2 separate regions of the Homo sapiens genome follow, and region 2 is linked to region 1. A link is a contact called in ENCODE Hi-C or POLR2A ChIA-PET data. All regions are on one chromosome and are shown on one strand. Each heading gives the region's core, a stretch centred on a gene start or an enhancer-like site at or near the end of the contact. The rest is flanking DNA. Distances are from core to core; before and after follow the strand shown.

Region 1 (3,775 bases), core at 326-2,825:
GTCTATATAACAACTTGTATAAAAATGTTCATAGCAGCATATTCACAACAGCTAAAAAGTGGCAACAACCCATGTCCATTAACTGAGAAACAGATAAACAAAACGTGGTATCCACAATAAAATATTATTCAGCCATAAAAAAGAATGAAGTATTGACACACACTGTAACAAGATGAAACTCCAAAACCTTATGCTAAGTGAAAGAAGTCAGCCATAAATACATATTGTATGATTCTGTTTATAAGAAATATCCAGACTAGGCAAATCCAGAAAGAAAGTTGCTTAGTGGTTGTCAAGGGCTAGGGAATGGAATGGGGATGAAGGCTTACTGCTAACGTGCACAGGGTTTCTTTCTGGGGTTCCAAAAATGTTCTAAACTTAAGACTGTGGTGATGGTTGCATAATTCTATCAATGTAGTAATGAATATTGAATTATATGCCTTAAATTGATAAATTTTATGATATGGGAATTATATCACCTTTACTAATAAAGATGTTTACAAAAACCACTAAGGAGCTGACTTATTAGTATGGGTTTTTTGGTCTTCAGTAAATTTATATTTGGTTCCCTGAAATGTGAAGATTAAAAAAAGATAATTTTCTGAGACAAATTGAGCCAGATACAGTATATTTGTACTTCTTAATCAAAATCAGCTGTTTCCCGAGAAACATCTAACTAGCAAACTGCTGGAATAATTTCATATGACATAAAATACCTTTCTAAACATGTATTAATTTAAATTAGTCTTATATCAATATCAATTAGATTTTAAAATCTTAGTGACTATGAGATGTTGATAAATTCAATAGATCTCCCTTATAATGGTTAGTTTGGTTTGTGCTCTCAATGTCTTGCAGGATGAGAAACATAATAGACACACATTAATTCCTTATTCTTGTTGCTCCTAGAATTTCTTCTTCGTGTGTGTGTGTGTGTGTGTGTGTGTGTGTGTGAAAGACAGAGAGAGAGAAAGAGATTGCCAAAACAAACTAGCAACCTAGGAAGACTAAAGACCACATAGTCCCAAGTATCTCTGTCAGTGTTCCTTAAACTCAGAAAATGAAGACTGGTTAGTCATGAGTATTTTTGAAAAAGCTCCAAAGGTGATTCTAATTCTTACTCATTTAGGTTGGTAACCACTAATCTGTATAATATCAGTCCCTAAAAGATGAAGATGAGTTATCCTGAGTTGATCTAATTTTTTCTTCTGCTTGAAATATGGTCAAAAATAAAAAAATCCAGATTTATGACTTTTACTACTTCCATTTTTTAAAATAACATAATGTCTAAGAAAACATTTTTACCTTTCAGTAGATAGCATTCTATCTAAATGACTGTAATTTCCTTATTTAAGATAGCAAAATCCAAAACTCAAATTTTTAAAAACTGAAATTATAATTCTTTACCTAGTAGGAAACTATAAAAATAAACAATGATGAGATCAGAAAAAAAAAACTCTCAGATAAGTATGAAATGATACATCCCCCACCCCCAAGTTACACAAAACAAACAAAAATAAGGCTGAACCTTGGTTGCTAAGAGCGTTGAAACAGTTTAGCAATGTTTCTGCAACTACAAAACAGCAGCTAAGGAAATGGAAGACATTGAGATAAGAATTCATATAACAGTAATTTAAATGTATGGCACTTATCCAAACTCATGTGTGTTCCAAGAAAAAAGAAATATCCTGTGCCAAGATCCTTGTTATTGTCACAAAATCAGTAAGAAATACTGTGATCCATGTTAACAATTCCATTGCCAGGACCTTTCTTTACTAGTCCTTATCTCTTTTGCTCTGATACCAAGTTACAGCTGCAACAAATGTTAAGAATTATCTTAGTCATAGCTCCCACCCTTGCTGAGTATATAAAAAATATAATAACAAGAAACAGAGGTGGCTCTTGGTTACTTCATTCCTACAGAGTTGAAAGGCCCTAGCTAACTTTACTGTTTGTTTATAAACTGCCTTGTTCCAGAAAAGATTGAAGGACACTACTCCACTATAATCTCCAAGAGGCTTTGTGATATGTTGTTTGACAAGCAGCACAAAAACCTCAAACCAATCAAACTAAAGAATGAGGGGACACAGCCTAGAAAGACATTTTTGTTTTGATCCAATGATACACACAACACCTGCTTGATGCTGCAACATGGTCACCAATAAATGCTTAGTTAACAAATGTTTAGTGAGTTTGTATATACTAGACAATGAACTAGAAAGACACCATAAGGAAAACAAAACAAGAGATCCTTCACTTTTGGGAGTTAATACTTTAACAGGGAAATAGAACAGCAACTGAATCCTATTCTGGAGGTTCCTATGTCAAGATGGGGTAATAAGGACAGAATTTACCCACATGCCTGAAACAATTAAAATGGACAAAATATATGAAACAAGTTTTACACACACACACACACACACACACACACACATATATTTTAAAGAGATGGTTCTTGTTATGTTGGCCAGGTTGGTCTTGAACTCTTTGGCCTCAAGCAATCCTCCTGCCTCAGCCTCCCAAAGGGCTTGGATTACAGGCATGAGTTACCATACCTGGCCAGAAACAACAGTTTTCAAGACACTGGCCATCAGGCAACAAAGGACAGTGATCCCTATGATATGGGAAAAACAGAGGTGAGCCCTGTGATTACCTAGCTTATTGTCTGGAGAAAGGTTCCAGGCTGCAGATCAGGGAGCAGAAATTCAGGCAGAGCCTGGTGAATGCTGAGCTGCAGACACAGCTGAGGTCCAGAAAAACCAAGGCAGCCAGTGTTTGAAGGATAGGGAACCAGAAAGGAGGGAACTGCACAGAGAGGGAGCCCAGGAGTTGTGCAGAGGGTCACACTGAGTGTTCAGCATAGCACCGACTGGTACATGTATGTGAGGAACTACCTTGAGCCAAGGGAAAAAAAAAAACTTCTGAAAGCTTAGAGGTAATAATGCCCATGTTCATGCAGAGCTGGGAATAGAACCTGTTCCCACCAGCCAGACTGGAAAAGCTCACAATTCACAAGGCTCACAATTGGGTAGGGAACTCAGAAGGGTCTTGCCTCAGTATTGGGGAAATAATTAGCCCTAGACTGAACACTGCTCTAGTCCCACCTAACACATCTTTTTTTTTTTTTTTTAAGACAGAGTTTTGCTCTCGTTGCCCAGGCTAGAGTGCAGTGGTGCAATCTCGGCTCACTGCAACCTCCGTCTTCCGGTTTCAAGAGATTCTCCTGTCTCAGCCTCCCTAGTAGCTGGGATTACAGGCGCCCGCCACCACACCCAGCTAATTTTTTTGTATTTTTAGTAGAGATGGGGTTTCACCATGTTGGTCAGGCTGGTATCGAACTGCTGACCTCGTGATCCACCTGCCTCGGCCTCCCAAAATGTTGGGATTACAGGCGTGAGCCACCGTGCCTGGCCCACCTAACAAATCTTAAAAGCAAGACTCCAAAGAATCAAACTGTTTCCAAGTAACTTAACTGCACCCCAGAATGAAACTCAAGAATATTTATAGGTATATCAATACATCCAGCACTGGAAAGTTAATATGTTTGATACCCAATAAACAATTACAAACATGCAAAGAAACAGGAAAATTTGATCCAGAAGAAGAAAAAAAATCGGTCTATCAAAATTGACTTAACAATGATAGATGATAAAATTGGCAAGTAAGGACATTAAAAATTACTATAATTATATTACATATGTTCAAAAAGTGAAGTAGAGGCATAGAAGACTTTTTCTTTATTTTTTTTGAGACAGAGTCTCGCTCTGATGCCAAG
Region 2 (3,989 bases), core at 553-3,052, 210 kb before region 1:
GAAGGAGTCAGGCCCTTCTTGGCCACTTAGTAAATCTGCTCCTTCACGTCATCAGATGTCAACTTCAGCCAAGTGGGGATGCTGTGGCGATAGGGCAAAGCCAACCGGGACGGGCCCTTCCCAGGAGCATGCATGCGACCCATGATGGCGGCAGTCAGGCAGTGAAGTGTGGCCACGTTATTAAATGTTCCCACCTGCAATGTAGGAGGGTTTCACCTCCTCCCATGTTGAAACCTCAGGATTCTCAAGGAGAAAGGGAAAGGACTCACCAGGCAAGACCTGGAGAAGAAACACCTGTGCCTTTAAAATAGAGAGGACGGGTGACTTCTGGCCACTTGGCTTTCCTGACACCACACGGCCACCCACCCTCTCTTGCCAACACCACAGCTGAAGGGCAGGGCAGCCATCCTAGACTAGGTCAGAGGTCAGCTGCGCTCCATCCTCCCTCTGCCTCTTACACAGCCAAATGGTGCTGCTTCTAACCCTCATCACTCAGCTGCTTCTCACCCTAAGGCCTCCATCTGGCACTGTTTGCCATCCAGCTGCTGTTCCAAGTTCTGCTCAGGTAGCTAACAGTGTCACGTTTCTAAACCATGCCTTTTGTAATATTTGAAACTCAAAGGAATTGAAAATGTGGGTGACGGTAGTCAGTAAGAACCCAGAGCCAAAGCACTACAGTCCCCATGTAATTAAGCATTCCCTTGGGGGCTGGGTTCGTCCATCAACCCCCTTGAGCATGGCTTGTGGAAGGACTATGCTTATGATGTACGGGCTGTAACTCTCCAAGTCTGGCCAATTGAGGAAGGCATCCCTGAGTCAGAACAGCTAGATCTGGATGGTACCTTCCTCTGCAGTACTAACTTCACAGAACTGCATTTTAGCAATCTTCGGAAACTTGTCCAGAGGGGCAAGGCTGTGCAAAGCAGCCACATTGCATTGCGATCCTTACGTAAGTGCTTCCAGCTGCAAGGCAGGCCACCTCTGTCAGCCAGACTGTCCTCTCCAGTCTGCTGGCTCCATAGACCTTGGCACCAGGGTGGAAGCCACTTGCCTCCTGCTGCACATTGACACAGCCATACACATCAGGCCAGAGGGGTGTGGCTGATGCTGGAGTATTCCAGGCCCCAACAGCTGGGATGTTTTTCCAAGGAAAGGATGAGAGGGCAAGCAGCTGAGATGAGCTGGGACAGGCAGATGGGGAGGAGAGGAGCCAGGAGTGGGCAACCCGGCAGCACCATCACCTCCGCCTCCTATGGCCTCCCAGCCTCCCTCCTGACCTATTTCCTAGCTTTCCTTTTTCTCCATGGATATTTAACCTAGTACTGTCCCAGCATGAGCCTTATACTGTGAATTCTGGTTCTTATTTGACCATGATGTGGCATTTGGCAAGTTAGCAAGTGTGGTTCACCCAAATACCTCAGGGGTGAGGAATGCACAAAGCACTTAGAACACCGCCTGGCACATGGCGCCTGCGAAATGTTAGCCATCCTGGGTCCTGGGGCTACCATCAGGCAGGTCTCATCATGCCAGAAGGGAGAAGTAGACTCCTTTGGGGAGGTGGGATACTCCATTTTGCTTAAAAGCCAGTTTCCATCCTGTGCCTCAGGTAAGGACATTCCCTGAGAATTGAGACCATATAGAGGCCATCGCTCTTGACTTGGAATGTAATGATAGTGACCTTGACTTCCTGACACAGCCCTGAATATCCGGCATGGGCTTGCCTCCAAGTGTTTTCTGCGTCTGATTTATGAAATATGCCAAGTGGGAAGGAAGTTTCTGCTGACCTAATGCTTGCCCATAAAATGTGTTTTTAAAAATCAAGCGCAGATCTGATGAATCATAAAGTCATTCTGCCTCCGAGACTAATACAGGGTGGTTCCAGCAGCCCAAAGAGAGGGAAGGGATTGTGAAGGGACCATTGGTTTGCACTTATCATCTGCTAAACACAATTGTTTTGAAGGTTTGGTTTTATGTGTTTGTTTTTAAGAGTCACAGGCTAACTTGTGCTCTGAACACATGATAAAGAGGAATTCTTCCAGCATTTTGTTTTCTTCAGGAGGAAGAAAATAAATCCGTGCCCTGCATTGCCACTCTTCGCCCTATGCTAAGGCCACGAAGTCTACTGCTCTCATGACTTAAGGATTATATTTAGTAGCAACACTGAAATTGACTTCCTCGTATAGCCTGGATTCTCTGTTGTGTTCCTACCTCCAAAGTGGGGTCTTCATCTTCCACCTAGCCTCCCTCTCTTGGAAGTGGGACCAAAACTTAGATTCCATGCTGTTGAGTAAGTATCCTATGAGTTGCATTTAAAGGCAACTTAGGAGTGAATTTAAAAACATTTCCTCAGGTCATCATTAGAACTGTGGTTCTTAATCTTGATACACGTTAGAATTTTTTTCTTTTTTCTTTTTCTTTTTCTTTTTTTTATTTTTTTCAGATGGTGTCTCGCTCTATTGCCCAGGCTGGAATGCAGTGGCGGCAACCTCTGCTCACTGCAACCTCCACCTCCTGGGTTCAAGCGATTCTCTTGCCTCGGCCTCCAGAGCAGCTGGGACTACAGGCGCAGGCCACTACAACTAATATTTTTATTGTTAGTAGAGGCTAATTTTTGTATTTTTAGTAGAGGTGGGGTTTCACCATATTGGCCAGACTGGTCTCGAGCTCCTGACCTCAAGTGATCCATCTGCCTCGGCCTCCCAGAGTACTGGGATTACAGGTGTAAGCCACCAGGCCCAGCCACCTGAAGGACTTTTAAAACTAGGAATGGGCCACGTGTAGCCAACTGAAGGACTTTTAAAACTAGGGATGGGCGGCCGCGTGTGGTGGCTCATGCCTGTAATCCAGCACTTTGGGAGGCCGAGGTGGGCAGATCACGAGGTCAGAAGATCAAGACCATCCTGGCTAACATGGTGAAACCCCATCTCTACTAAAAATACAAAAAAAAAAAAAAAAAAAAAAAAAGCCAGGCGTGGTGGCACATGCCTGTAGACCCAGCTACTCAGGAGGCTGAGGCAGGAGAATGGCGTGAACCCGGGAGGCAGAGCTTGCAGTGAGCCGAGATCGCACCACTGCACTCCAGCCTGGGCGACAGAGTGAGACTCTGCCTCAAAAAAAAACAAAAACAAAAACTAGGCAGATCACAAGGTCAGGAGATCAAGACCATCCTGGCTAACACGGTGAAACCCCGTCTTTACTAAAAATAGAAAAAATTAGCCAGGTGTGGTGGCGGGCGCCTGTAGTCCCAGCTACTCGAGAGGCTGAGGCAGGAGAATGGCTTGAACCCGGGAGGCAGAGCTTGCAGTGAGCCGAGATCGCACCACTGCACTCCAGTCTGGGCAACAGAGCAAGACTCCGTCTCAAAAAAAAATAATAAATAAATAAAAAACTAGGGATGGGCTGGGTGTGGCGGCTCATGCCTGTAATCCCAGCACTTTGGGAGGCTGAGGTGGGCGGATCACTTGAGGTCAGGAGTTTGAGACAAGCCTGGCCAACATGGTAAAACCCCATCTCTACTAAAAATACAAAAATTAGCCAGACATGGTGCCGTGCACCTGTACTGCCAGCTATTTGGGAGGCTGAGGTAGGAGAATAGCTTGAACCCAGGAGGCGGAGATTGCTGTGAGCCAAGATTGCACCACTGCACTCCAGCCTGGGTGACAGAGTGAGACTCTGTCTCAAAAATAAAATAAATAAAAATAAAACTACGGATGCCCCTGTGAGCCCTAGAGGCTCAATTTGAGTGGCTTGGATGGGGCATGGCATGAGTAGGCTCTAAAAATTCCCCTGGTGGTTCAATTGTGCAACCAGGGTTGTGCATCTGGGGTTGTGAACCATTGCATCAAACGAATATCTAATACTCAACCTTTTTATAATACTGCTCCATTTGAGCTCAGTCAAGCTAATTGACCCAGTTAAGATTTCTCTTAACTTTTAAGATACTTAAAATAAGGACACCCACTTGAATTAGATGAGTATCAACTTTTTAT

The links. Hi-C counts contacts between places; a loop is a spot of excess contacts on that map. ChIA-PET counts read pairs that join two places held with the same protein, here RNA polymerase II (POLR2A). Pooled maps may share reads with other maps.
Region 2: a map of endothelial cell of umbilical vein shows a loop between it and region 1 (12-fold over the local background). The contact joins two enhancer-like sites. A Hi-C loop is called at or near these places in 2 of 168 maps with a recorded cell type or tissue (CD8-positive, alpha-beta T cell and endothelial cell of umbilical vein) and 3 of 50 pooled maps. POLR2A ChIA-PET finds 5 or more read pairs at or near these places in 1 of 52 experiments (GM10248).

What each region holds. Positions count from the first base shown.
Region 1 is chr15:51,877,036-51,880,810 of GRCh38, reverse strand. All of the region lies in intron 3 of TMOD3 (tropomodulin 3), which reads right to left. Among named protein-coding and RNA genes, the nearest start is that of TMOD3, 49 kb to the right of the region's middle. Within about 2 kb of position 1,575, at least 2 of the 41 ENCODE cell types and tissues checked have a DNase peak (open chromatin) inside an H3K27ac peak, as active enhancers do; they include endothelial cell of umbilical vein, where a contact is called at or near this core.
Region 2 is chr15:52,091,449-52,095,437 of GRCh38, reverse strand. All of the region lies in intron 1 of LOC112268150 (a long non-coding RNA gene), which reads left to right. It also overlaps the pseudogene RPS13P8. Among named protein-coding and RNA genes, the nearest start is that of BCL2L10, 19 kb to the left of the region's middle. RefSeq lists a silencer at 478-678 and an enhancer at 1,478-2,011. Within about 2 kb of position 1,802, at least 12 of the 41 ENCODE cell types and tissues checked have a DNase peak (open chromatin) inside an H3K27ac peak, as active enhancers do; they include endothelial cell of umbilical vein, where a contact is called at or near this core.